7 separate regions of the Homo sapiens genome follow, and all the other regions are linked to region 1. A link is a loop called in an ENCODE intact Hi-C map of the cell type or tissue named here. Cell type or tissue: heart left ventricle. All regions are shown on one strand.

What was found. A loop is a pair of places that touch in the nucleus more often than their neighbours do. Peaks named below come from ENCODE experiments on the same cell type or tissue, not always from the same donor. Only the 100,000 strongest peaks of a DNase experiment are listed, where the experiment ranks them.
Region 2: it touches region 1 in a loop (4-fold over the local background); 46 of 110 quality-filtered maps call a loop at or near these places.
Region 3: a loop joins it to region 1, with 15 times the contacts of the local background. A loop is called at or near these places in 57 of 110 quality-filtered maps.
Region 4: it touches region 1 in a loop (5-fold over the local background); 14 of 110 quality-filtered maps call a loop at or near these places.
Region 5: a loop joins it to region 1, with 22 times the contacts of the local background. A loop is called at or near these places in 92 of 110 quality-filtered maps.
Region 6: it touches region 1 in a loop (6-fold over the local background); 2 of 110 quality-filtered maps call a loop at or near these places.
Region 7: a loop joins it to region 1, with 6 times the contacts of the local background. A loop is called at or near these places in 93 of 110 quality-filtered maps.

Annotation. Positions count from the first base shown.
Region 1 is chr10:48,653,910-48,657,909 of GRCh38, forward strand. It overlaps a transcript of ARHGAP22 not described here. Among named protein-coding and RNA genes, the nearest start is that of WDFY4, 29 kb to the right of the region's middle. RefSeq lists a silencer at 2,057-2,646 and an enhancer at 2,897-2,966. In heart left ventricle, a CTCF peak has its summit at 2,500 (motif pointing left); DNase peaks (open chromatin) are centred at 1,772, 2,002 and 2,502; H3K4me3 peaks cover 1,684 bases; H3K27ac peaks cover 848 bases.
Region 2 is chr10:48,974,051-48,978,050 of GRCh38, forward strand. It overlaps WDFY4 (WDFY family member 4), which reads left to right. Exons shown (of 62, transcript NM_001394531.1): 58 at 812-991; 59 at 2,747-2,929. LOC105378298 (a long non-coding RNA gene) reads right to left here. Exons shown (of 4, transcript XR_007062370.1): 4 at 2,929-3,050. Among named protein-coding and RNA genes, the nearest start is that of MIR4294, 9.5 kb to the right of the region's middle. In heart left ventricle, a CTCF peak has its summit at 2,342 (motif pointing right); no DNase peak of the experiment used is centred here.
Region 3 is chr10:49,513,410-49,517,409 of GRCh38, forward strand. All of the region lies in intron 5 of ERCC6 (ERCC excision repair 6, chromatin remodeling factor), which reads right to left. It overlaps PGBD3 (piggyBac transposable element derived 3), which reads right to left. Exons shown (of 2, transcript NM_170753.3): 2 at 1,696-3,712. The coding sequence starts at 3,705. The coding sequence ends at 1,924. Among named protein-coding and RNA genes, the nearest start is that of PGBD3, 8.9 kb to the right of the region's middle. In heart left ventricle, no CTCF peak of the experiment used is centred here; no DNase peak of the experiment used is centred here.
Region 4 is chr10:48,307,653-48,311,652 of GRCh38, forward strand. All of the region lies in intron 1 of MAPK8 (mitogen-activated protein kinase 8), which reads left to right. Among named protein-coding and RNA genes, the nearest start is that of MAPK8, 3.0 kb to the left of the region's middle. In heart left ventricle, a CTCF peak has its summit at 2,448; no DNase peak of the experiment used is centred here; H3K4me3 peaks cover 576 bases.
Region 5 is chr10:48,361,924-48,365,923 of GRCh38, forward strand. The region is part of intron 1 of MAPK8 (mitogen-activated protein kinase 8); the gene reads left to right. Among named protein-coding and RNA genes, the nearest start is that of MAPK8, 57 kb to the left of the region's middle. In heart left ventricle, a CTCF peak has its summit at 1,784 (motif pointing right); no DNase peak of the experiment used is centred here; H3K4me3 peaks cover 334 bases; H3K27ac peaks cover 1,425 bases.
Region 6 is chr10:49,113,109-49,117,108 of GRCh38, forward strand. It overlaps VSTM4 (V-set and transmembrane domain containing 4), which reads right to left and starts at 2,414. Exons shown (of 8, transcript NM_001031746.5): 1 at 2,323-2,414. The coding sequence starts at 2,377. In heart left ventricle, a CTCF peak has its summit at 2,076; DNase peaks (open chromatin) are centred at 2,153, 2,243 and 2,683; H3K4me3 peaks cover 2,944 bases; H3K27ac peaks cover 2,375 bases.
Region 7 is chr10:48,549,876-48,553,875 of GRCh38, forward strand. The region is part of intron 3 of ARHGAP22 (Rho GTPase activating protein 22); the gene reads right to left. Among named protein-coding and RNA genes, the nearest start is that of ARHGAP22-IT1, 40 kb to the left of the region's middle. In heart left ventricle, CTCF peaks have their summits at 2,145 (motif pointing right) and 2,354; no DNase peak of the experiment used is centred here.

The DNA.
Region 1 (4,000 bases):
GTGGGACATAATACCTGCTAAAAAGGTATGTATAGTTGACCTGAAACACTATTCAGATTTAACTGGGTATCCTGTATTTTATCTGGCAAACGTATACCTTCTGAATATCCATTTTCTCTTTGATCAAAAAAGAAAATACCACCAGGTAAGAAACTTTCAATTGCAGACAATAAGAAAGTCAGTTAAAAAGAGGGGATTTATTGGCTCCTTGAGCAGGAAAGCCCTCATAATATGGACTTCAGGCATGGCTGGATCCAGCAGCTTGACAATGTTAACCAAGTCTGGGTTTTTTTTTCCAGTTCTCCTGTTTGCTTCTGGAATGCCTGCTTCATTCTCAACAAAGTCCCCTCATTATTAAAAAATGCTGGACACCAGCTCGCTTCAGGAACTAATACTCTTTCTTTCATGACCAACACAAAGAAAGAGCCTATCTTCCAGTGTCTCTCTCAGAAGTGCTGGGAAGCTGCCCCTCCCTACTCTCCCAAACATCTCTTCTTGCCTCATGGCCTTGGTTGGTCCACTCACCCATCCCTGAACCACCCAAACCAATGCAATGTGCTGATTGGCTAAAGCCAACCTGGTCTCATCCCAGGAATAGGGTGGCTTGGCTTCGTAAAAGCCACCTCAGCTGGTATGGAAAAGAGGTGGTTGCTAGAGTGGATGCCAGGCACTGCAACCAAGGTTGGGGAGAAGGGGTTCAAAATACAGTGCCCACAGTGAGGTTGCCCTAAGGATAAGATACATGAGACTGCCCCGCTGGTGTGGTGTGTGTGTTTAAGTGTGTGCTGTATGAGAGGAGAGAGAGGGAGAGAGAGACAGAGGGAGAGGGGGAATGTTAGTTCCTCTCCTTGGACATGCTGATTACTTTCTTTCTTTCTTTCTTTCTTTCTTTCTTTCTTTCTTTCTTTCTTTCTTTCTTCCTTCCTTCCTTCCTCTCTCTTTTCTTTCTCTTTCTTTCCTTCTTTCTTTCTTTCTCTTTCTTTTCTCTCCTCCCTTCCTCCCTTTCTCCCTTTCTCTCTGTTTCTCTCTCTCTTTCTTTCTCTCTTTCTCCTTCCTTCCTTCCTTCCATCCTTCCTCCCTTCCTCTCTCTCTTTCTTTCTCTTTCTTTCTTTCTTTCTTTCATTCTTTCTTTCTTTCTTTCTTTCTCCTTCCTTCCCTCCTTCTCTTCTCTTCTCTTCTCTTCTCTTCTCTTCTCTTCTCTTCTCTTTCCTCTTGGCCAGCTCGGTGACTCAATCTCCTTCCTGTCTCAGGCCCCTCCCACGAACTGGCCCGTGTGTGCCCGGGGAAGGTCCCTTCTCCTCACTGACCTCCACCCACACCATGGAGAGTGGATGTGTGTGTGTGTGTGGGGGGGGGGGGGGGCGGGGGACGCTGCATCAGGAGACCTCTGGTTAGGGAATTTTTATCAGGAACCACCTCTGTGACCTTTACCAACCTCAGCCTATAGTGGGGACAAGGTCCTACAGCGTGGGCCTCTCCTTTGGAAGGCTTTGGGACAGAGTTCTGCCCACCAGCTGGAGGACAGTGACCTCAGGGGGAGAAGGGACAGGAGACTGCTCTCCAGTCCCTCACCCCAGCCCTCGCCTTTCCCTCACCCACCTTTCTTTGCAGCAAGTTCAAAGGCAGGTCATACACCAGCTAAGCGGGCACAGCTGGGCACAGTTCCCGGGGCCTGCCGGGCAGCGCTGGGAAGGGCGGCAGAGAGCGCGGACTGGACGCTCGTCTTGGAATGACTCAGCCAGGAGCAGCCGCCAGCAGCATGGGCCACGCAGCAAACGGGCGCGCCGTGGGAGCTGGAGAGGCCAGGTCTTCTGGAACCAGGCCAGTGCACCCTGCCCGGGCGTCACCCCACCACGGACATTCACAATGACAGTCAGCACTTCTCAGCACACTGTGGATCACACGCATTAGCCTGGCACCTGGCAGCGCCCCGAGGTGGGCATCACGGTGGGATTGGGAGGCACTCCAGTCACAGGGTTCACCAGGGCCGAGGTGGCGACGAAAACCCGTCCCTCGGGCGTGGCAGTGGCCTGGCCACGTGCGCCCCAGGGCTTGCACCCGCATCTCCCGCCGGTGGTAAGCGGGGCCTCCAGCAGAGCGGGCGGGGCTGCTCACCTGGAACCAGGGCCAGCCGTCTCCTCCCCTGCCTCGGCCGCCCGGGGCCTGCCTGGGGCTCCTTCCTCGCCGCCCGGCGGCAGCTCTTGAGCTCCCGGCCCGCTCCTTTAGCCCCGCAGGCTCCCTGGCCGTGACCCTGTCCCCGGCCTCCGTGTGATGAGCAGGCGAGCAGGGCCGGGGGGATGCAGCCTGGGCCCCGCATCCTCAGGCAGGACGGAGCTCCCGGCTGCTCGGCGCCTCTGGGGGGGGGGGGGCGGGGGGGGGGGATGCGGCGCAGCGGGCGGTCCCAGCGAGTCAGAAGGGTGCAGCAGCCGGGTCGGGGATGGCCGGGCGAGGCTGACCCCTGCCGGGCAGCGCGGGTGGCGCCACGGGCGGAGGCGACTTCCTGGGCCCTGGTGCACGGCGCCCCCTGGCGGGCCTCGGGGAGGCGGCCTCCTGCGTGCCCGGACCGCTCGCTGCGCCTTCCCGCCTGGCTTCCGGTTACCCAACCTCATCTCGCCCGAGCCTCATCTGTAGCTCACCGTCCTGTGCGCCCTGTGCTGTTGGCAGGGCGTGTGGGATTTAGAGGGTTTTCTATACTGAGTCTTCCTCGGAGCAGGTGAATTCTGCATAGCTGGCCCAGTTCTGTGTCTTAAGTATGGGGAGAGAGTGGGGGCTGGAGAAATCACTAGCAGGGGAGGAGCCCTGAGGTTGCCGAGGGGGATCGGAGCTACTTCCCAAGGCGCCTACACCGCCCGTAGACTGGGAAACTACGGTCACAAAGGGTCAGCGCATTCCCCAAGGTCCCAGAGCCACACGCAGCATGGCTGGCATTTGAAAGTCAAAGCAGAGGAAGCAGGCAGGTGGCTCTTGTTGAACTGGCTTCCAGAGTCTGTGTTGGGCAGAGAGATCCTTCCCCGAGAGTGGAGTGGCCTCGTGCTCACCTGGGTTCAGCGTCAAGGTTCACCTGGAATCACCTGCACTCTTGTCCTTGACCAAGGCAGGGTGGTTAGCCATGGGCTGATAGCCTTGGAGAGCCTGATTCAGCCTTTGGGTAGAGCTGGGTCAGTCCAGCCTCAGGGCCATCACTCACCCGAAGCATTGTGGTAACCTGCCTGCCCCTGGAGACCCCGGGTGTGGGGCAGGGTGACCGTGGTGGAGAGTGGGAGCTGGCAGAGGTAAGGAGGCACACGTCTGCCACAGCACCAGAGCTCAGGGCGCCTGAGAAGCAAGGTCATAGCGTCCTGTTCTTGGACCCCGTCAGTCTCCACAGCTATAGGGGGCTCCATTGAAAAGAGTGTGCCAGACCTTCTCTGTCTGTGCCCTGGTGAGGGCTCACTCACTCTCCAGGCTTGCTGGGGGAGGAGGCACGAACTTCGGTGGAAAGAACAGAACTCAGGAGCCAGAGAATGGAGTTTGACTCCTGCCTCGGACACTTCTTAGCCGGGTCTCTAGGGGGCTCAGAGAGCCTGAGCCCCCTTCCTCATGTATAAAGTGAGGATAGTAATACTGCTGAATCCCTGGGTCTGTTAGAGAATGAAGCGAGGAAAGTCAGGCAGAGCACTTAACTAAGTGCCCAGCTCGCATTAAGTACACCATGCTCATGCCCATGGCCAGGATGGTGTGTTCCAGCTGCAACCTTTAGCAGGGGCCCTGGAAGTGCTTGTGTCTTCTGCTTCGTCCATCATTAGCAGCAGCAGAAGGTAGGGCAGTGTTTGCTTCTCAAACCAGGTTTCTCACACATTGAAAGATATTCTGCATTTAAATTTACATGATAAATTAAAATATAAGCCATTGGGATGAACACCTTATAATCAAATACTCCCAGGTGACCTAGTGCCTGAGTTTACCTGAGTGTTTAAAATCAAGTTGGCGACAAGGAACAGCGAACACGACTGCCTTTAAT
Region 2 (4,000 bases), 320 kb after region 1:
CTTGTGAAAATTCAGACTTCAGGGCCCCATCCCCAGCGTTTCTGATTCAGGAGATTTGGAGTGGAACCCAAGAATTTGCATTCTAAGAGGCTACTTGCTGCTACTGAGCCTGCTGGTGTGGGCACCACAGTTTGCCAACAGTGCTTTGTATGTTAATCGTAACATGAACTGGCCAGGTGTGATGGCTCACACCTGTAAACCCAGCACTTTGGGAGGCCAAGGCAGGTGGATCACTTGAGGTCAGGAGTTCAAGACCAGCCTGGCTAACTTGGTGAAACCCCATCTCCACTAAAAATAAAAAACATTCGCCAGGCATGGTGGCAGGCACCTGTAATCCCAGCTACTTGGGAGGCTGATGCAAAAGAATTGCTGTACCTGGGAAGCAAAGGCTGCAGTGAACTGAGATCATGCCATTGCACTCCAGCCTAGGCAACAGAGCAAGACTCCGTCTCAAAAAAAAAAAAAAAAAAAAAAAAAAACAACTCATGACATGAACTGCTCCCGGGTTCAAGATAGATGTAGGGCAGCACAAAACATCCAGGTGTGGCTAGCCTCTGGTTGGGTTATAAGTAAAAAAATGGTTTCTCCCCAGCAGAGCCTCCACCCCTGGAGATGAATGAAATGGAGAGGCTAGTCATGGACACGCACATGCACACACCCCCAGCTGCACAGACAACAGACTTGGGAATCACTGACTCACTCAGAATCTCCATTTCCTCATCCAGCACCCAGCTTTATAGGGAGGGTGAAGAATTCCCAAAAGTAGCTGAATTGAGGGTCCCTCTCCTAACCTGTGAGTCTCTGTCCCCAGGCCTTGTATGGACACACACAGGCTGTCACGTGCCTGGCAGCGTCAGTCACCTTCAGCCTCCTGGTGAGCGGCTCCCAGGACTGCACCTGTATCCTGTGGGATCTGGACCACCTCACCCACGTGACCCGCCTGCCCGCCCATCGGGAAGGCATCTCAGCCATCACCATCAGTGACGTCTCAGTAAGTCTCCTGTTTCTCAGTGTCCGTGTCCTCACCTTCGCAGTAGCATGGGGTACAACACTCAGGAGAAAGCCCAGAGACACAGAGACTCTAGCCACCCCAGAATGCTGAGAGGGCCCCCAATTGTGTGGAACAGTCGCTGTAGATCTCACTTGTAGCACCCAGGTCTAGCTTCAATGTCCGCTTCTTTACTTTCCTCCCTCTGGTGTTGGGGACAGTGGGAAGTGTCTGCTTTGCTGCGGGCACCAGGGGGCTGCAGCTGAAAAATTGGCTTTTAGGGAGGGTTTTGTTGGATGTGGCTGACTCATTTAGGTCTTTACCTTCAAATCAGTGTTGACTTGGCAGGTTTGGTCTTCATGGCAGTGCAAGCTTCTCTGCCTCTCCTTCCATACTGGCTAACAAAGACCAGGGAGATCGACTTACCGGTGTGAAATTTCTTCCAGACTGAAGCCCTGTCATGGGATATGGGGTTCCCTGAGGATGCAGAGGTTTCTGCATCTGCTCACAGAAAACCTAAGGGGCCCAGGGCATAAATAAAATGGGCAGAGGGCTCAAAAGAGGAGGGATGATATAGGAGCTTCCTGGTTCCAATTTTTGCTGAAAGTGGTGCTCCAGGTAGGCTTGAATTCAAAACTGGATTCAATGTTAGATGAGTAGATGGAGTGTGAATGGATGGGTGGATGGATGGGTAGATGAGTGGATGCATGGGTGGATGAATGGATAGATGGATGGACGGGTGGATAGATGAGTGGATGGGTAGATAGATAAATGAATGGATGGATGGATGGATAAATGAGCAGATAAATGGATGAATAGGTGGATGGAAAGATGGATGAAATGGATAATGGATTGGTAGATGGTGGGTGAATGGATGGATGGGTTGATGTATAGAAGGCATTGAAGCCTTCACCTGGGAGAATATAAAACCCATCAGGAATTGTGTCCCTAGACCCCAGAGAAGCCTGGCACCAGGACAAGTTGTCCTGCAGCCAACTGATTTCAGTCTGTGCTTGCTGGTTGTGGGGCAGAGAGGTATCAGACATGGCCTCTGGCCTCAGACAGACCATCCCTAACAATTCAGGAACTTCTAATGGATCCCAGCCCAGTGAGATGTGGAGGGGCACTGAGCACCCTACATCCCTTCTGTGATTAGGGCAAGGCTCAAAGGGATGGCCCCAGGACCTTGGTGACAGTGGCCACTATAGAATAAACAGGACTTGAGGAGGAAAGACTCAAATGTGAGCATATCAGGAGATACAATGGGGAAATTTCTCCTTAGAAATTCCCTCTTCAGGGACATTGCACAAGCTTATGAGCCACATGCAGTCATTGGAACTTCTGTACCCTGCCATCCACCAGGTGGCATCCAAAACTTCTTTATGGGGCAGGGCTGACCTACCAGGTGTAAGCTGTGTGTCCAAAGCCAGGGCTACCCTTCAGGCTGGATCTTCTGTGGCAGTCAGGGTGTGGTTGGGGAGTGGGATCTGGGAGGAGCCTGAGGGTGAGCCAGGTGCCTTCTGCCAGGAAAGAAGTATCTAAGCACATGACTGCAGTATGAAAAGAACCAAGAATTTACAACTGTGTGAAAACACAGCAGACCTGTAAGTCAGCTGGAAAGAAGTTTTGGGGTACCTTGGGGGTCTTCAGAGCATGACAGATTGAGAGTACTTGGGTGTACCAACTGGGTAGCTGAGCAAGTGGCTGATGGGCAGGCAGTGACTCCAGCTTAGAGTGATGCCAGCTCTCACTGCACAGGGCACCATTGTCTCCTGTGCGGGAGCACACTTGTCCCTGTGGAATGTCAATGGACAGCCCCTGGCCAGCATCACCACAGCCTGGGGCCCAGAAGGAGCCATAACCTGCTGCTGCCTGATGGAGGGCCCAGCATGGGACACAAGCCAGATCATCATCACCGGGAGTCAAGACGGCATGGTCCGGGTAGGTGTGTCTTGGGCAGAATGAGGACATGACACAAGAAACGTGTTCATCTCCATTCTTCTCACTTCCTCCAGGGGGCCAAACCTGCAGGTTGCATTTGAGACCATTCCAGAACGGGTACCTACAGCAAAGGAAGGGAAAAGACAAGGCTCTTTGCAGGGAAAAAGTAAATAAATAAAATTATATATATAGTATTACACACACAGACACACACATGCACACACACACAGACACACACTAAAATAAATACTGTTACAACATATAAAAGTTGAATGGTTAAATGCAAAAGATTATATCCCAATGCTAAAAGGAGATATTTGCGTCATCCATTCAAACCAAACTTGCCCACCCATCCACTAATTTATCTACCCACCTACCCATTTATCTCTCTACTCATCTACCCACCCATCCATCCACCCATCCATCTCTCTATCCACCCATCCACTCATCCATCCATCCATCCATCCATCCATCCATCCATCCATCCATGTATCCCTCCATGTATCCATCCATCCATCCATCCATGCAGGCTGAGGTACCTAGGCAGTCCCCTCATAGGACTTTATCTGTGGCCTCTGCAGAAAGCAGGGCATCCTGGGATGGCCTGGGCTTGGTGGGGTGTGGCCCACATCAGTGGGCCAGCCAGAGGAGCCTGGGGTGGCCGAGCTGCAGAGTATATTACTCTCCTGGGCCCCCCCAAAGCGTAAGTGAGGGTCTTCTGTGCACTCAGCACTCATTCATTCGATGTGGTCACTGAGCTCCTGGACTGGCCCAGTGCTGTGCTAAGCCTGGCGTGGGGCTCACAGAAGCATTTGAGAGGAGGCTGGTCCTTGCCCTTTGGTGATATAAAATCCAGACCCAGTGAATGAGAAGCCATTTTGAGTGAGTTGGCCTCAGGGCTCCCACAGTAGGCTTAGCGCCAAGGGCCAGACACAAGATGGGGGTGCCCAGCCACCCAGGGGTGAGGGAGTACTCTAGAGGTGGTAGCATTATGGGCAAGAGGGCATTGGTTGAGCAAAATGGCAATAAACTGGTTGCAGAGTCACATCCCTGCAAGAAAAGGGCTGTGGG
Region 3 (4,000 bases), 860 kb after region 1:
TATTTTAAGTATTTCACATTTATTAATTCATTTAATCTTTACAACCTAATAAGGGAGATACTATATTGTATGAGTCCATTTTCACTGCTATAAAGAAATACCCGAGACTGGGTAATTTATAAGGAAAGAGGTTTAATTGACTCACAATTCGGCACGGCTGGGAGGCCTCAGGAAACTTATAATCATGGTGGAAGGTGAAGGGCACCTTCTTCACAAGGCGGCAGGAGGAAGTGAGTGCAAGCACAGGAAAAACTTCCACTTTTAAAACCATAAGCTCTCATGAAAACTAACTATCGTGAGAACAGCATGGGGGAAACCGCCCCCATAATCCAATCACTTCCCATCAGGTTCCTCCCTTGACATATGGGGACTACAATTCAAGATGAGATTTGGGTGGGGACAGAAAGCCAAACCATATCAATACTATTGTTATTCTCTCTCTCTCTCTTTTTTTTTTAACAATTAAAGCAGACAGGGAGAAAGAAAGGAAGCTGTCCAAGATTACCAATGAGTTAAGGGAAAAGATTCAAACCCAGATAATCAAGTTCCAGAGTCTATATTCCTATCTGTTACATAATACTGTCTTCAAAAAAGTATTTTCCAAACTCCCTAGTACCACCCCTTTTCTCACAGTGCCAGCGAAGGGTCCTCTAACTGCCACAGAACGAAAGCAATTGCACAAGAACAAACCAAATTCTAAAACTTCAATCCAAATGTTGTCTTAAAAAAACATCAGGACTAAGGTTTAAAGAAGGGAAAGATTGCCTTCATTTTTGTACAATAACATGATTCCTTCCCCACCTTAATAGTGTGCAAAGTAAGTCAAAACTCACTCTTCACTACACCCCTGCAAACTTTTCCAAGTAACAGTAAAATCAGTTTAGCAGTTCTTTGAACTATACATAATATAGGCTGAACAATCATGTAATACACATTTTATACTAGACAAATCAATGTACACAACTGCCCATACCAACACACAAAAGGGACAAAATACACATATTAATGGGAATTATCAAATATTAGTTGCCTGAGATCATATTAATAAAATAAACATGCCCTCTCCAAAACTTCAAGGAGGTCACCTACCGTGGTGCTCAAAATTCAAAACAGACCTTACTGCTCTATTGTAATATTTTTATGTTGCAAGGATCATTGTACACAGAGCAGTTTAAATCTACACCGTCTGTAAGGAAAAAGCTGTGTATCATACAGTTAAATCATTCTTAATACAGAGTGACATTTCAACCTCAAGATCATTCTCTACCTATTGCAATATCCATTTAAGAAATTCAACAACAGAGGCACAATGAGTACAATTTGATTTTTAAAAATATATTCAGGCACCAAGCTGGGTATTTAATATAGTTTGCATTCTGTAGTATGATAGGTTTTCTATTTCAGACAGCTAAGAATGCCTTACAGATTAGTCTAATTTGCTAAATTGAGATACTTGGTGTTTTACTTTTCTTATCTTCCTTTTTATGGTCTATCTGGGTAAACTTAATTGGCAAATCTGAGCAGATGAAATACCCTCAGTTAGGAGTGCAGATCTCATGGAGTAAATTAAGACTGATATAGACAATTATGCCCAGAGCCAAGAATGAAAGGTGTGTGCAGAGCAGGAAGCAGAATTAGTCTTCATTTGTGTCTCAGCTTTGTTATTTAAAAGAAGGCAATGTGCTCTCTAAGAAAACATCTTTAACCCATTTATGTCTGAGGTTACAATTTTTTGAATTTTTGCATGAAATTCATATATGTTACCTAGAAAAATTCAAGGAACAAAAATTTGAAGAGAAAAAAAAATTTATTATGTTCCATTGTTATGTGACGTTCCAAAATTGGAACACTAGGCAAAACCACTGCTACACTGTACATAATGTATAAAACTATGTTTCTTATCTCAGGAGGTGGTGACACCTGCTATTCAGTGTGATATTCAACGGAACACTTCACATGTAAGGCAACATCACATTTTTCACATCGAAAAGTTGTGTTCTTATGACATTCAGCGCATCGCGTTTGCTTTCCCTGTTTGACTATCACATGATTTATGCCATCATAACGTGAGTCAATGTTACGCTTCTGAGGTCTTCCTTTTTGGCCAGGTTCTGGAGGATGACCATGGGTCTCCAGATAATGGCATACCACACGTCGACGAAACTCCAGAAAATCCACTGGTTTCTCATCATATGTTTTATGCAATTGCCAAGCATTTTGTAAGACCAGTTCGAAACAGAACAAAAGAGGGCTTGAATACCATTTCTTTCCACGGATTGATGCCCGATACTTATCAATGTTTTCATCAGCTCTGTCTACGCCTCCCATGAACTGGTTATACACTTTGATCATGTTTGGCTGCTGAACTTGTATCTTCTTTTTCAGTTTCTGGGAGTAACGACTGACAAGACACAGGGGATGGATACCAGCACCAGATGAGGCAACAGTGACAACACTGTTATCATTCCATCTGCAGACAATATTGCCTTTGCCATCAATTCGATAATCAAATGTGCCTCTTTCTTTTTTCTTTAAAGCTACATCTGATTCCAGTGGAACTCTGTCAATGTGATCCTTTCTCACTGTACCTGTTGCCTGATGTCCCATTGAACTGAGCTTATCAAGAAGTGCAATACTGGTGAAAAAGTTATTGAATACAAAATGGTATTGTCCAGGGTGTGCCTCTGTAAGTGCCTCACTAAACTGAAGGACAAGTGACGCACCGACACCATATTCCTCATGTTTAGTATTTGGGTTTTTACCCTGATACGGCTGAAACCAGCAAATGTAGCCCAGACAGGTGGCACCACACCAAAACTTATAGCCAAACCGAATGGGCTTTCCCCGAATAAATTGTTTGCACCCGTGACGACCAAAATAAGGAACCATGAATTCATCAAAGCTGAAATATGTTTCATTTGGAACAAATTTCATGCATCTCTCATTAAGTTTGCTTATGAGAGGTCGCAATTTGGAAAATTTGTCCACTGGATCCAAATTTGCATTGTCAGCAACATGCAAATTAGAAAATATAGTTTCAAACCGGTCACGTCTCATGGCAGCACTAACCAGTACATTATGCACATCTGTTCTTTGTTCCCAAAACATACGCCTTCTAGGAACTGAGACATAACCACTCAGAAAAATAATTCCCAGAAAACATTTGAATTCAGAGCTAGTCAAGCCAAGATGTACACCTTTACTGCAAGCATATAAGTTGGAGTACTTGACAATGAGTTCAATGACCTCGTCATCAAGAAAAAGTTCAAGAATTTCTGTGGGAGTTCTCATTACGGTGAAGAAATCGTTTGGTGGTGCTGTAACTCTACCTGCTACGGGTTGTACAGTTAGGTCGGCTTTTTTCCATTTGCAAAGAATTTTTGTCATTTTCCTCCTCCTTGATGGTGGAGGTTGCTGCACAGTAAACGTAGATGGAACTTCATCAGGAGAGTCATCTTTAGGTGCGTATGAGGGATCATCTGAGTCAGACTCAGCATCAGAGCCATCTTGAATAAGATACGCAGCTGTGTGCAACAAAGAACCTGGCAGATTATTTATTGTTCCACCTTCTTCATCTCCTGATTCCTCATCAGAAACAGGTGCTGTAGCATTTTCAGGTGGTTGTATCACTATAGCACTTGCTTCTATGCTGTCATCTGTCTCTAAAAGGTCAGTTATTTCATGTAAACTTAGTGTTCGAGGCATCTTGGGACTAAAACGGAAAAAAGGTATTATTAGTCCTAGTGGTAGTGGTTTTGCCTAGTGTTCCAAAAATGGAACATGAAAAATGTCAAACCCATAACTAATGCAATAATAATACTTTCTGTATTTTCTTTTTACCGCACAATAGCATAACTAGTAGAGAAGTTATTTCTTAAAAATTACTAGTATAGGATGTAGTGCAGTAAAGTTATATGTACCTGTCTTTGGATACTCAAAAATGTTTCTGAAAACTCACATCACTTTTTGACAAGCTCCCAGCATGCCAGTATCTGTAGCA
Region 4 (4,000 bases), 350 kb before region 1:
TAATAACATGTTGACTACATGGCATTGTCCAGTGATTACTATTTTTACCTCTGAAATCCAGCGATCTTTCCAGTAGAATTCTGGTCCGTCAGTCCATTGTGTTTTGAGATAAGCATCCAGCAAGTACCTCCTTGGCAATTAGAACATCTGTTTTTTCATTCATTCATTCATTCAGCAGCTGTTTAGTACCGTACTCAGATGAAGAGGTTTGGTGTGAAGGTAAAGTATCCTTTCATGGAAGAGGATGCTTTGACTGAAGTATAATAGATGGACCTTTAAATGAGACAGTTACATAAGTGATGTCTGTTAAGGAAGGTATGGTTATATTCTGGGTCATTTTTTAAGCAGTATATCTGGAAGTTCAAGTGTAATAGGAAGTAGAATTAGATTTGGTCTAAATATACAACAGCTTTTATTTATTTCTAAATTTTATTTTTTCCAGTCTTGCAGCCTTACAGTCATTTGTAATGGTTACCTCAGATTCCCCTGCTGTGGTTAACGTTAAACCTAGGAGGTCAGATGCTCTAAGTGAACATGTTTAGTGCTGTGCCTGACAAAAGCAAGCAATCAAAATGGGACTTCCTTGAGGGCAGGCCTGTCTTGCATCTGTTTCTCCACCACCTAGCCTGGAATATAGTAAGTGTTCAATAAAAGTCGGATTGATGAAAAGCTCTTTGTAATTGATAATATTTAAAATCAAGCCTTAAAAAAAACCGTAATGTTCTCCATAAAGTTTTGGAAGCTTCATGCAACTGTCGCATCAGATGGCTAAATGGTCAGTTCATGTACATTATCTGTTATGATGACATGGGCTTTTGAATCACGTGTAGGTCATTCACTGTCCTAAAATAAAATCTTGTCTAAATATTTTTTTAATATGATAAATAAAGTAGGTTGTGGAGTGTGTGTTTCTGTGTATGTGCTAGTTTATGTGTGTCCGTGTGTGTGCATGTACGTAATCCACACACAGGCACTCATAAACTGGTATTTCAGTAGGGGTCTAAAATGATTGCATTTATAATTTTGTGAATATTATTTGAAAGTTTTTTGGTGACTCTTATTGTGGAAAATTGAGGACAAAACCACATAAATGTTTTATTAGAAATATTTCTAATATTTTAGAAATGTTTACTTGAAATGTTTGGTTTTAAGTTCTAACTTGTATTAACACAATTGGTACAAAATATGAGCCTAAAACTCAAAATAATTGATTTATCGAAGTTAAAGCTCTTTTCCACTTACTAAATACAGTTTAGCGTTTGTTTTGTATTTGAAAGAATATGAAATGAGTTAACTAATGAGTTTCTTATTATTTGCTGTAAAGTGGAAATGAAGAAATAAGAAAATAATACTTTTTTAAGATGATGGTTGAAAATCTTTGAGATACCAAAGTTTTATTGCTTTACCTAGTTAGGGTATGTCAGATTCTAGTAGGGGTTACTGACAATCCTTTGGCAGTAGCTCACAGGCTGTGTAAAGAACCAGAGTTGTGTTACTTTGTTTTCCAAATTGTTGGTTTTTAAAAATAGCTTTATTGCAATTTAATTGACATAAAATTCACCAGTTAGAGTGTATATATTTCGGTTTTTAGTATTTTCACAGTGTTGTGCCTTGATCACCATCACTAATTCCAGAACATTGTCATCACCCCAAGAAGAAACACCATATCCATTAGCAGTCACTCTGAATTTCACTTCAAATTATCCTTTAAAGTAAGAGATATAGCATCGATTCTGTTAGTAAATATATTCCTTTAGTAAGTATGAAAAGGGCTCCTTTTAAATGTCCTGTCCTGGCAGAATAGGAAACTATATCCTTCATACTCCTTTAGATCCTGGGGGAAATGCCATTTGGAAAGGAAGTCAGTGCAAGAATAAATTGTATACAAATTAATGTGGTTATAATCTTAACTATTTGCTCCATGCCTGATATTATCAAAGTGACCTTGTGAGGATGAGATGTTCAGTGAAACAACTTGAAGGAATTTGTTGTTAAATGACTAGTCCCCAACTATCCTAGTGCTAAGAGGTTGTTGAATAGGAGCCTGCTTCTTGTTGGTCTGCTTTGCCAGCGGGTTGAATTTTGACATATTTCAGTCATCTACATGGTTGAGATGCTTTGTTGCACGAGTGGAAATACAAAATAATGTCTGACATTAGGATTCCAGTGCTCTAGAGGTCTCTGGTCAAGTCAATGGTATGGGTAGTAGCTTTTCTGATTCATGTGGTCCAAGGAAGTCATTATAACCACATAGCTTTATATATGAATCATTTGCCTATGTCAGTGAACTGTGATGCTGATTGTCTTAATCATGAGCTCTTTACCTGAACATTTAGAAGCCTTGCATTCTTACTCTTAATGCAGGTTAAGTTGAACTTTGATTTCAGAAGTGAGTTGACTGAAAGGTAACAGGAGTATTGAAATGAGTTATCCTGTCATTCAGGTCAATAGGTGGAGCTAGAGCAATCCAGGAATCAGACCTAGGTTCATTTCTCAGTTCTGCCATCTGGACTTTGTCATCAAATTCTGGAGCTTTAGGCAAGTGCCTTAATGTTTTTGGCTTTAAAAGTATAAACTGAGGCTGTCAGAACTTTTTTTTATAGAAGGCTTGTTCCTCAGATAGGTGGTTCTTGAGAAAACATACTAGGACAAAAAGAGCCCTTCTTGGGTGATAATCAGAAGCCTAAGTTAAGAACAGTAGTCAAAGTTAGGATTTTGTAATTTTGTAATTTTCAGAAGCCAAAAAAATTGTTGAGTTGAATTTTTTCTTTAATATCCAGACTTAGAAAACAAATGGAAGGCTTCACCATAAGCTAGAGATTCTTGGAAAGGTAGGCTTTTATTTATTCCACAGCATCATGCCTTCTAATGAGACCGTATGCTCCCAGAGACTTTGTGGAAGACATAAAATGAGTTCATTATCCTCAGGAAGCTTATAATCAAGGATTAGACTGAAGGCATCGCTAAACAGTTAATTTATGCTCTTTTAAAAGGTATATGAAAGGGTTCCCGCCAAACAAAAGCCCACTTCACATCTCTGTGCAGGCCAAATTTCACTGAAATCCAGTTTTTAAAATTGTGTGTGTGTGTGTGTGTGTGTGTATGTGTGTATACGTATGTGCATGGAGAGAGACAGAGAGGAGACCCCTTTTTGGAAAACTTAGTAGCTTCCATTCTTTTTCTTGGAGGTGGGTTATATCACAAATACAAGAGATACCTGTGTTTCCTGTTACCCTTTATTATATTTCAGATTTAGTTAAAATCTGCCATTCTTTAGAAAGTCAAGGAACTCAAACCTTACAATGATTGCTAGCGTGGGTTTTAAGGTCAGCCCTGAGTTCTAATCGTGCTCCAATCTAACTGTGGTATAGGCTAGTTCAGGTTATATAACATATTTGGGCCTGTTTTATTATCTGTCAAATGAGAATAATAATAGCACGTAACCTCATAGGGCTGTGAGGTTTAAATTAGGTACTGCATGTAAAGTGCCTGGCACTGTTGTGGTGGCTGGAATGCTAGATACAAGTATTCAGGTAGTTTTTGCTATTGTTATCACTTATATTTAACTTTGAACAAACATAAAATGCCAAGTAAACGTCAAACCAGTTTAATGCACAGTGTCCATTCTAATTCTCCAGAATATGCCATTTGTTTCACTCTGCATCTCTGGGGGGTTTATTTAAAATTCGATCATCTCATGTAATCTGAATTGACTGAGATGATTTATATTAACATTTGGACCAGTAATCCTCTCTATCTTAAAATTTGGAAATGTTCCAGAAGCAAATATTGAAGGGAACATATTTGCCACTTTCACGATTTTTTGCCTTTTCCCACAGGAGAAAATTGCCTAAGCTTTCCTAGGTTTGTTATAGACATCTAAAGGAATGAGAATTTAGGAGCTACGAATAGCTTTATCATGTGACACATTTGAAGAAAATGGAATGCTGTCACATCTTTTAAATTTAGTGTTATTGGGATCTTCGATTCTGTGAAGATT
Region 5 (4,000 bases), 290 kb before region 1:
CCTCATTGCCTGTATAGCCAGTTGACTAGCAAATTTCATTGATTCTTTCCAAAACTTCAGAAAATTTTCCTCATTTTCATTGACATGACCAGCTTTATTTGCCTTGCTTAATGTCCTCAGATGTGGTTTGCCAGTGGTCTGTGATGCAAAAGTAAATTCATCGTACCTTTTTCCAGCTTTATTTCCTGCAGTGGATCCTTTATGAAACCTGTATGCCCAGCAAAATGGAATATTTTTCTTTGACAGTTGCTGTTTTTGCCTCTGTTCTTTCCTCTCACTATTCATTCCCTTCACCATATCCCCCATCCCTTCTACCTCTTTTCTCCTTACACAATGAGTCTTAGAAAGAAAGATACGGAAGTGAAAATTACCTTTTTTCAGGCCAGATTCTTAGCCTCAAAGATATCTGTAGCATTTCATTTGTATCTTTTCTGACCCTTGTTTCTGCCTTGCTTTAAGATGAACTTTGAGTGTTTTATTTCTACTAACTAGTTTCTCTATTTCTTGGGATCAGGGAGTCATCTTTGTGTCCCAGACTCAGAAGAGGAAATCATATACTGTTCATGTGAATTAATGGGGAACAAATACAAAGAAAAAAACCACATTTTCTTTTTATTAGCCTCTATTTTGGGGGTGGGGGGTGGGAAGTGGGTAGGGGTTTCTAAAATCATTAAATTTTAGTTAAGAGCGATCTTACCACTAATTTATTCCAAGACCATAGTTTTATGAACAAGAAAAATGTGCCTCCAAAATTTAAGTGGATTCCACTGTATCACACTGCTCACGTAATTTGTGATTTCCAAAATTTTATTAGTTTTTTTTTTTTTTTTTTTTGAGATGGAGTTTCACTCTTGTTGCCCAGGCTGGAGTGCAATGGCGTGATCTTGGCTCACTGCAACCTCCACCTCCCGGGTTCAAACAATTCTCCTGCCTCAGCCTCCTGAGTAGCTGGGATTACAGGCGCCTGCCACCACGCCCAGCTGATTTTTGTATTTTTAGTATGGACAGGGTTTCACCATGTTGGCCAGGCTGGTCTCGAACTCCTGACTTCATGATCCGCCCACTTCGGCCTCCCAAAGGGTTGGGATTACAGGCGTGAACCGCCACACCTAGCGTGGTATTTATTTTTTAGAAATGGGGCCTCGCTGTGTTGCCCAGACTGGAGTGCAGTAGCTATTCACTGGCCTGAACATAATGCACTGCAGCCTTGAACTCTTGGCGTCTAGCCATCCTCACGCCTCAGCCTCCTGAGTACTGAAAATTTTAAGGTCATTTTGCCTTCAGTCCCACATGGGAGCAGGAGTCCTAGGTGAGCTGGGGTTGCCATAACCATAATTGAATGTGAGTCCCCTGGCAGAAAGGTAACCTCCTTTTCTTTATATGCGCTCATAGAAATTCATTTATCTATTCCTATTTCTCTTTTCTCCCCACCTTTGGCTTTGGTAGCTGGAGCTGGCAAGAAATCTTTCTTATTTTCTGTAATGTGTTTTATAAATTATGTGTGGTCTAATGATTATATGGTTGTAAGAAAAATACCATAAAGGAAGAGTGTTTGTCCTTAGTTTTCATCTTTAGTTATCCATAAAATCTGAACTCTACCCTGAAAAATTTGTCGTCATTGTATTTTTCATCTTTCCTCGATATCTACTTGTTAGTTCAATACTATCTTTTATCAATTTTAATGTACTGTTCCAAAGAACATATTTGTTACTGTTTTCATAGGGAATTGAGCAGTAGGACGTTTTTCTTACAGAATTAAACTTACATTTTTCTCCATCCACTAGATGGCTCAAGTGCACCACTTTGGCAGCTCAGATTGATCCTTGCTTGCTTTGCTTGTAGTTTCTACTTTGAGTACTGTTTGCTTTTTAAAAACTGGATGAGCCCTTACCTGAACCTAGCTTTACATATATGTGATGGCAGATTTCCTCGCATTTTCTGATTATTTACAGACTTCTGAAAAGCTGGTGAAGTGTTCTTCATATCAGTAGTAAAAAGTGCATTACAGTGCTTAGAAGATTTTGTTTTTTGCTTTTAAGTTATTTTAGACTTTAATTCAATTGCCAATAATCTATTTAGATTTCTTCAAACTAGGCATGCAGTTAATAATTCATCCATTTCTTCCTGATTCATAGTCATTTGGAGTCATTTTCCAGCACATGGTGGTACCTCAGGAGTTTTTGAGGCACACGGGGCTATTTGCTTCAGTTCTGTAGTAATATTTATTTAGTGTTTTTGTGCTTGGAATTGTATGGGGCAGTGGAGGGAAATACCAGGATGACTAAAGAGGATATTTTCATCAGCAGGGAGCTCACTGCGTTAATTCGTTTCCTTAAGTTTCCTTTTTTATTATTTTTTATTTTTATTTTCCCTGAAAGCACACATTGGTATCTTGAGTTTTTGAAGCCAAATAATGAGTATAATGAAATGGCTCATTAGAGCTTATGTTTGTAACCAACCCTGAGGAGAATTTTGTTTTTGACATTGACCCTGTTGATATTGCCTGAAAAAATTTAAAAAAAAAAACTGAATTCTTTAGAAATATTTTATGCTTATGGCTTTCTGTTTTGAGTTAAGTAAAAAGGAAAAGGAATTAAGATTTGTTGAATGCTTATCATGTGCCAGTTTCTTACTTAATTTGATGCTCTCAATAATTTGGAAGACAAGTACAAATATCTCTATTTACAGATGAAGAAACTAAGGAATCAGAAGTTGCCTAGGATCAAAGAAACAGTAAGTTAGAGAGGCAAACTCTTTGTGATATCAAGGGTTGTTTTTTATTTTTTTGCCCAAGAGAAAATAATTATTTTCTGAAATGGCAGAAACATTTGTAATATCAACTAGTTGGATACTTTCATATCCTAAAGACAGAAAACTCCAAACAAAGGATTGATTGCCTCTCACAGTTGATCTTTGAGATTATAAACAAATATTCTTGCCAAGCTAGAGCAATCAGTCATACTGGTATCTCTTTTACAGATACCTTTAGAATGACAGCAAACACTATAAAATTGATTTTTCCAGAGAAAGTGTTTGCACCTAATAATCTTATTTTTCAGGAATAATAACTGAATTATTTCATCAGTTTGAAAATATAGTGTACGATTTAAAGGAGAATGGCAAGTTATTGATGTAAATACACATTATTTACAATATTATAACTAGATTACATTACAAATATTGTAACAACAATTTGTCTTTATAAAATCCCCTTGATTTCTCTTTATTGTTTAAGAGTCCTTGCAGCTAAGCCGTGTAAAACAGGAAATATGGCTGTTTGCCAGTGTTCTTAAGGAAGCAGGAGTGAAGTAAAGCAAACAATACAAAAGGGGTTTGTTTAAAGGATGTACTTAATTTCTGTGTGGCTGTGGTATCATTTTTCTGGCTCTGTTGTCTTTGTCCTTTTTCACTGCAAAGTTGAAATTGTACTTTCACAACTATTAAAACAAAAATAACCAGTAATGCGAACTGAACCCAAAGATATCTAAGATAAATATCCTCCCATGACTGTAAATTTGTATCCTCCATATCACCTTAGAAATTTTCGTATGCATTGACTAGATTTATTGCTATTTTTGTTCTTTTTTTATGTATTATCAGATATTGCCGTCAGTACTATTACCGCATTTACACAATGTTGCCTTGTGTGGAAATTCTAAACCTTTGCTAACTCTTGGTAACCAAAATAACGATAAACTAAAGAGATTATTATCCCATCTTTTGAGAGAAATGTAAAATTATTCATTTGTCTATAAAGAATCTTTGACAAAAGTATTTTTTAAAGCATATTGAATCCTAGCCATTTTATTATTATTAGCTGTGTACCTAAATGATATTTTAGATATGAGTATAAGGAAGACAAACTTTAGGTTGTCAAAGAATGAGCATGTCTCATGTGTTACAGTCATGGCATGACAGTTGGATTACAATTATCTCTTGATGAATCAACTTCATCTAAACCTTAATTGCATATTAAATTATTTAGTCATTTCCTGATTCA
Region 6 (4,000 bases), 460 kb after region 1:
AACTGCACCTGCTCACTTCAGGGAGACCAGAGCCTCTAAGTTTATAAGGAATGCAAACTGTCAGTACTGATCAGCAGCAGTGAGCTTTCTTATTAAAAGAATAGTCTGAATTCATACAGCTAAATCTCTGAAAGAAATAGTTATATTACTTAACAGTCTTTGGCACCAGGAGCCAGTATTTACTGAGCACTAAGCAGAGGTGATGCCAGACCTAGCCCATGGACTGATTCACTCACATTAGCCTATCACCTGAAAATAGCTCCATCCAGGATAAAAATATCACCTTGCCCAATGATAGAGGCTAATACCTGCCGGGTACAAACTCTATGCCCTTTAGATGTATTTTCTCAATTTATCCTGATACTCTGTTTATTCCCATTTTATAGACAAGAGGACTGAGGTACAGAGAGGCTAAGCCCTTGTTCAAGCTCACATAGTAAGTGGCAGAGCTGGAATTCGAACCTAGGCCATCTTGCTTCAAAGACAGCTCAGCCACCTCTCAAGCCTACAGATTTGCTATCGTAAATATATTGTCTGTCAGTTTTCTTTCCTGTAAAATGAGACATGGGACCAGGTGACCACTAGGGTCCTGGTCAGTCCCAAAATGGAGAGGCAGAAAAGTACAGCAGTTAAGAAGCTGTACTTATGTATAAAATGGGTCTGCCAGCCCCTCCCAGCAGGATCGTGGTGAGGAGTCATGAATGAGGCACTTAGAAAAGTGGGTGGCACACAGTGAGTGTCCCACAAGCAGGAGCTCTTATCATCCTCCAGGGCTGACCATGGGCACAGCCAGGGCAGACTCTAAAGGCTCCTGAATTCCAGCTCTCAAGGCTCCCGAGGGCTCTGGAAATGTGAGAATGCCCTTGATCCCCAGCAAAAGACAATCTCTGGGACACCCACTCTGACAGCTCCTGCAATTAGAAGGTGGTCATGGAGCCTGGGAGAGGAAGGACCACTGGCTGCTGGCTACTCCACAGAGACCACGAGAACTGGCCCTGCCCACCAGTCCAAGGCAAACTTCTCATCATTTTTCCAGCCGAGACAGTGACAACTGGGAAAAGGTACATTTCCCGCAGCAAGGATTTCAGGTTCACTGGGAACCTGGCTGCACTCATAGCTGGGGGACAGTAGATGGATTTCTTCCCACTGTTATCCAAGTGCCTCCTCCTCAGACTGGGATCTATGGATTAATGCTGGCTCAAATGCCAGCTCTACACTTGGTAGCCAGATCACTCTTGGAAAATGACTTCTGAGCATCAGTTTCCTAATTTTCAAAACAATGGCAACACAGTTTAGTGGTTATTGACAGAGCCCAGAGCCAGGCTAACTGGGTTCAAATCCCAGCTCCACCACTTACAAGCCTACTGAATTAAGGCAAGTCCGTTCATGGGCCTGAGCCTCAGTTTCCTCATCTATAAAATAGGGATAATAATAGCACCTCCTTCAGAGGTTATTGGTGAGATTAACCAAGTTCATGTTTTTTTTTTTTAATACTTGGATATATAAACGTGTTGTAGTCATTATTACTTGGAAGTGTTGTAATTAAATGAGATAGGCCCAGATAGGCACCCAGGGAAAGTGACCATCGATACCTGTATTATTACTATTATTCCAGCCAGTACGGCCCCTGCTGCCCTGAGGCAGCCAGACAGAGTTCTGGGGAATAAAGAGGGAAAATTCTTAAGACACTTACAAGTGGGAGCAGTAAAACCCGAATGAAAGCCATTAGTGTGGACCAAGAAGTTGTCCTCAAAGCAGGGTGCTGGTGGAGAGGCGTCGCTGCATCCAGCCGTGGATGCCCCTCTCACCAGGCCTGGTCACCTCAAAAGGCCCACGATCAAGTCCCCGTTCCCCACCTCCTGGCCAAGGCAGATCCAGCCGCTCCTGACTTGTCTTCGGAGTAACTCTCCGAAGAGAGTGAAAGGGAAGTTGCTGCTCCGAGGAATCTGCCAAGAGCTGTGTGTCCTGACTGCCGTGGAAAAAAGGAAAGCGAACCACCAACTTGGGCTGCGCTCCTGCTGCATCTCCCCTCGGGGCCTGCCGCTGGGAAGATCTCGGCTGCTGCGAGAGTACCCAGCCCCAGGCGAGGTCGGGACGGGGACCGCGCTCACGGGAGGCGTCCTCTGAACCTTGGGGAGGCGCCGCTGCGCCCGCCAGACCCTCGGCGAGCCCACCGGAGCGCGCTGGCGACAGTGACAGCGCCGCCCCCCGCCCGCGCCCGGAGGTGGCAGGGCCTCCCCACCAGGCCCGGAGCCCCGGCCTCCCCGGCGCGGCCGCCCGGCCCCCACCCTTCCCGCTCCCGCCTGGCCCCGCCGCGCTTACCCGGAGCCGGAGCCCGCGCCAGCAGCGCGGCCGCCGCCAGTGCCAGCAGCCGCATCTCCCCGCCGCCGCCCGGCGCTGTGACGCGGGAGAGCGCCGCCGCCTGGCCCGGCCGCCGCCAGCCCGCCCCGGGCCCGCGCTCGCGCCCGCCCCCGGCCCGCCCCTTGGGCCGCCTGCCACGCGGGGCCGGGGCTGCTGGGTCCCGAGGCCCGCACCGGGCGCGGGAGCCGCCGCGCGATCGGTTCGCTCCAGGATCTGTGGCGTCTCCTTTCAACAGCCCCATTTCCCAGATGAGAAAACTGAGTTTCTGCAAGGTGATCGCTGGTGACTCACAGAACACACAGCTGCAGTGCGACCGGCGGTCCTCTGCCCACAGATGCACTTATTCCTAAGGGAAGGCGGGATCTGGGAGCCAGGGGGTGGGGGCGCGTCCAGGGAACCTCTGGCCTGAGACTCACCTGCTGGTCGTGGGCCTCCTGCGCTCACTCCACAGGACCCTCGGGAGCCAACAAGCAGCTGAGGGGGGAGAAGCCCCTTCTGCTGCCCTGAAATGGAGGGCGGGGTCCGAGGTGCTAACCCTTGGAAAACTGAGAGGGTCCACACAGACCAGCCCAGAATATGTGGAAACTATTAACAAAAGTGCCCATTTACAGTGCCTCAGCCAGGCCTGGGCTAAAGTGATTTTCCAGATGCTACTGAACCCCGCCGCGGTCAGGCCTGGGACAGTTCTGTAATCTCCATGTGCCTCAGTTTCCTGCACCTGTAAAATGGGGAAATGGGCCCACCCCTTCTGGGGTGTTTAGGAAGACCAAGTTACACCATTCCCATTAACGCATTGCCCCAGCACCCGATTCACGGGTGTCAGTGAACACTACTATTATTACTATACATAAGGAAGCAGAAGCAGCCACATGAAAGAGACCCATGTCACACAACCACAGAGCCCTGTCACTCTGAGCCAATGCCTGGTCTCTTTGCCACTGTTCTAAACTTAGGGTCTGAGCCTAACCCATCTCCAAGCAAGAAAAGCACATGTTAGGTCTATTCTGTGTGTGTCTATCAGGAGAGGTCTTTGTGGAGTTCCAGTGAGGGGTAGCAGCAGCTAGCAGGTGGGCCCTGGTTGGGAGTGGGTCCCTGTAGGAGGAGGAGGAGACAGGGCCCTCATCTCCTTCCCTCTAAGGGAGTGAGGAGGTGTGGGTGGCATGGAAAGAGGGTGCAGCCCACTAGTGTGAGCCCCAGGGCATTCCCCAGAGGGACCATCCTCTTCAGGCACCCCAGGCCAGTGGGTGCAAAGGCTCTGTGACATCTCTGAACCCCAGGCACTTCCAGAGGTCTCTGGACCCCATGGGATCCTCCAGCTAGGAGACTCATCTGTGGACCAGGGCCCTGCAGGGACTGGACTGACCATCAAGGCAGCCAGGCTGGAGAAAGCAGCCCCATCTATAATTTGGGTTGGTGGAAGGGCCTGAGGACCCGATAGTGAGTTGGCAACAAAGGTACTTGGCTATGATGCCAAGGACAAGAAGTGAGGACTAGAACTGGGGTCAGATGGACTCCTGCAGCCCAGGAATGCAAACTAGAACCAAGTGAGGCTTCCAGACCAGAGTTTGGAAACCAATTTTATACATGAGCAAACGAGCCTCACGTCCCATCCACATAATGTCCTAGGCCTCATTTTACA
Region 7 (4,000 bases), 100 kb before region 1:
TTTTTGCAAGCCCTCCAGATGAGGCGGAGGCTCACTAAAGCTTGAGAACCACTGCCCGACACCATTCTCCTGCCACAGAGGACAACTTTTCATTCTGGCAGAAAGCTTAACCTCCTGTTGCTTCCAATCCTTACATTAAATTCAGTTACCTATGTGCTGAGCGCCTTGGAACTAAGGTGTGAAGGAGACACACAGACCCCGTGCCCACTGTGCTTGCCCATTGCTGCTTCTGCCCAGCTGCTCTCCCTGATTCTTCACCTGGCTGACTCTCACTTAACCTTCAAAGAGCAGGGTCGTTGTCACTTTATCCTGGAAGTCCCATGCACTCCCTGCGTGCATTAGGGTCCCCTCCTCCAGGCTCACACAATTGCCTTTTTACTCTCCTCCTAGCCTTTCTCATCCTGTGAGTCAATGTCTGCCTTCCTGCCTGCTTCCTGAACTTGTTAATTCTGTGAGGGTAGGAAGGTGTCTTTCTTACTCCAAGGTAACAGATCATTATACAGAATGGCAGGACTACTGACTGTTCACCAAACCAGCCTTGCCTTCCTCCTGGAAAGAGGTGGACTCCATTTCCCAGACTCTCTTGCTCCGAGGTGTAGCCATGCAACTGCATTCTGGCCAATGGGCTGTGACGGGATGATGGGGCCACTTCCAGGCCTGGACCAACACATCTCCCAGGCATGATGGCCTCCTAGCATGGAAACAACTAGGATACTTTTGCAAGCCACAGGTTTCAGATGGCGAAACCATGAAATAGGAAGATGCTGGGAGATCAACTGCCTGCCAATCACAAGTGTTCATTTTTGACTTTATATGAAAGACAAATACATTCTTGTGTCAAGATCCTGAGATTTGGGGGTTATTCCAGCAGTTCACTTACCCTAATACAAAAAAGCTAAGCTCACTGGAGAATAAACATGAAATGGTTTTACTTTCCCAATAACTATGCCTATCACTTCCTACCTTCCCTTTGAGTCGTTGCTCACTTGGTGATTTTCCCAGGGTCCAGAGTGTGTGCCACTCTTAGTTATTCTAACAGTCTCATTAAGGATCTCTCCAATCCTTAATTCTGTTCCCTCACATCTGGTTCAAAGCTCTTTTTGTGCTGCTCCCCCAGCACTGTGGCCCTCACGGACTGGGGTGTGCTGGCATAGATAGGGGTTGCTTCTCCTAGACTCTTCCCTGAACTGCACCCTGGGCACTGGGGTGGGAAGGAGGCAGAGGGGAAATGTAGACCTTTCTTTGCTTGCCAGGCAAGGTTGCAGTTCCCTCCCTGGTGGACGGTGTTGTGAACTGGGGCAGGGGCACCCTCCCAACCAGCTCCTCTGGGCACTGGGGATCTGTTGTGCGTTCTGACCTCAAATCTCAGCTGACTTCCTGCAGGTGGCATCTTGCCTGTCTGCCCTGCACTATGAGAATTCTAGAAAGTCTGAGGGCCCATGTCATCCTCTTTTCTCCATCAGTGCCCAGGCCTGTGGTCCCACAGAGGCTTCACATTCTGCTCCTCTTGAGAACTGGATGCTTACGGCAGGAGGTGTGCCTGGCAGAACCCCATTTGCCATCAGTCCTCAGTCAGATTTTCCTTGCCTGGGTAACCATGAAAAGCAAATCTTGTGTGTAAGCAACTGTCCAAGCAAGACACAAATGCCAGTCACCCTTTCTCTCAGCCTCCCTTAAACTTTATAAGTGGTTTTCCTGCGTGTCCCCGCAGCTTCAGGGAGGAGACCGTCACCTCTGCCCAAAGCAATTGCTCCCACCTCTCAGTACGCTTTATATACTGACCATGTCGGGAAAGCAGTGGCAGGCCACAGCCACAAGAGGACAGAAGTCCCACTGGCACTAAAGCCCCCTTATAAGAGTGTTTTCTCTGTGTCTTGCTCAGTGGCTGGATGTGCAGGTTCTCAGGTGCTTTTGGAACCAGAGGTGTATGCTGTATCAAGTTCCAAGACCTCCCAGCCCAGATGGGAACAATGCTAGAATCTGTAGGAGGCCCCATATGGCCAGATGTCTGTGTTGGAGGGCAATTTTAGTGTGTGGCTTTGGAAGCCAGATGGCTTGGCCTCAAGCTCCACTCCTATCTAGCTGTGCTGGCTGAAAGGCTGGGGGTGGGCAACAGGGCCTGCACTTTCTGGCCCAGAACTGGCAGATCTCTCCACTAGATGGCACTCACAGTATAATGTTTCCTCATTTTTAATTCTACTTTGAAAACATTGTCATTTTTTATACCGTTGAATTGCACAAATAGAACTATGGCTTAAAATTTACGTAGTTAATTCTAGGCATGACCTTCCTTGGAATTCTGTCACATTTCCAAGAGTTGTCAAGTTTTTCCCCCTCTTGGGGGTGCTGGTTGGAGAGTGAGGGACCCATTGTGGTGTGACCAGTACCACAGGCCAGCACAGGCATAGCCTGGAAGTGATCCGGGGTTTGTCCTCCTTCCTCATATCCTGCCCTGATTTCCTGGCCTAGGCCCAGACCCCAGGCGGGGCTGTTAGGCTCCTTCCTGCGCCTGTTAGTTCACTGCTCACAGAGCCTGCCACCTGGCACCCTCGGAACTGTAGGAGAAGCCCCTTGTCCCCCCAGATGCACTTGCCACCCTTCACCCACCCAGCCTGGATTTCCTCTTGGTCTTTGCACATTTACCCCGGGGGCTGTGCTTGGTGCACACTGGCATGGCCCACTTGGTGATACTTCCTGCTCCTGCCCCCAGGTAACTGTGCTCAGCCTAGTGAGGATAAGTCCTTATTGTGCCTTGAGCTCAGGAAGAAAATGTCCCCAGACTCCCTAATGGCAGAGACTGACCCCTGCTCATCTCAGGGCCCTGCAAGGCTGGCTCAAAGCTGAGGTCACACGAGAGGTTTGCTGAGTTGGATGTGAATGGGTTTCTTGGCCTTCCTGTGACTGCACGTTGCTGTGGTTTAAGGTGGGTTCATCCAATCTTCTTATTCGTTTTTAGCCCCAACATGGCCTATAGCTGAAGCCTCAGTCAGCAACTGCTGTAACAGGAAGCCCACCCTTCTGGGGTCAGGCTGACCTGGGAGGGTCCAGGCTCCTGTACCTGCCAGCTGTTTGGCCTCAGGAGATTCACCTTACCCCTCTGGCCTGACATCTTCATGGGCTGTGAAGGATGGGGAGCTTTGCCAGCTGCAGCCAGAACCAAGCATGAGCTTCGAGTGCAGCCTCCCAGGTCCCATCTGAGCAGGCTGATAGGAAGCATCCTAAATCCGGAGCCCCCAGTGGGAGGGGAGCAGAGGGGACCACTCTTGGGCCCCGGGCAGCACTGGCATTGTGCTCTGCTCTGCAGATAGCTGCGCCGCACTCTGCAAAGGCTGACTGGACCGCTCACCGCCCACCACCCGTCCCGCTCTCCCTGAACTGCTCAGCAGCTGCACAAAGGCTGGAGGGCAGAGATGGGCAGCTCTGGGGAGCAGCTCGCAGGATCTGCAGGAACCTGATGCGCAGGCAGGCTACTGCTGCTGTGCTTGAGACAAAGGAGTTCAGGAACTTTCCTTCCCATAACAAAGTCCTTAGGCCCAGGTGGGGAAAATGCTAGAATCTGTAGGGGTCCTCAGATGGCCAGATGCCTGTGTTGGAGGGCAAGGTAAGTGTGTAGCCCAGAATGTCTGGGCTGAAGCCCCAACTCCGCCACTAGCTGTGTGTCTCTCTGGGGATTCTTTCTAATCTCCACGGTCTGTTTTTGTACAATAGGTCTGACGACATTCCCTATCTTAGAGGGATGTTGGGAGTATTGTGGGAGGCAGAATAATGGTCCTCAAAGATGTCCATCTTCTAATTTCTGGAACCTTGTGACTATGTTACCTTATATGGCAAAGGGTCTTCTCCTACCGCCCCCAACACCCCCAACACCACTGGCAAGAGTCAAATAAATTCTTGTAAATAGCTCTGACCCAGATAATGAACATGCACACAGGTGATGTCCCTTATCTGGCCTATGGAGCACACACTCAGTGCCTTTCTGAATTGATGGCTGGAGTGTGTT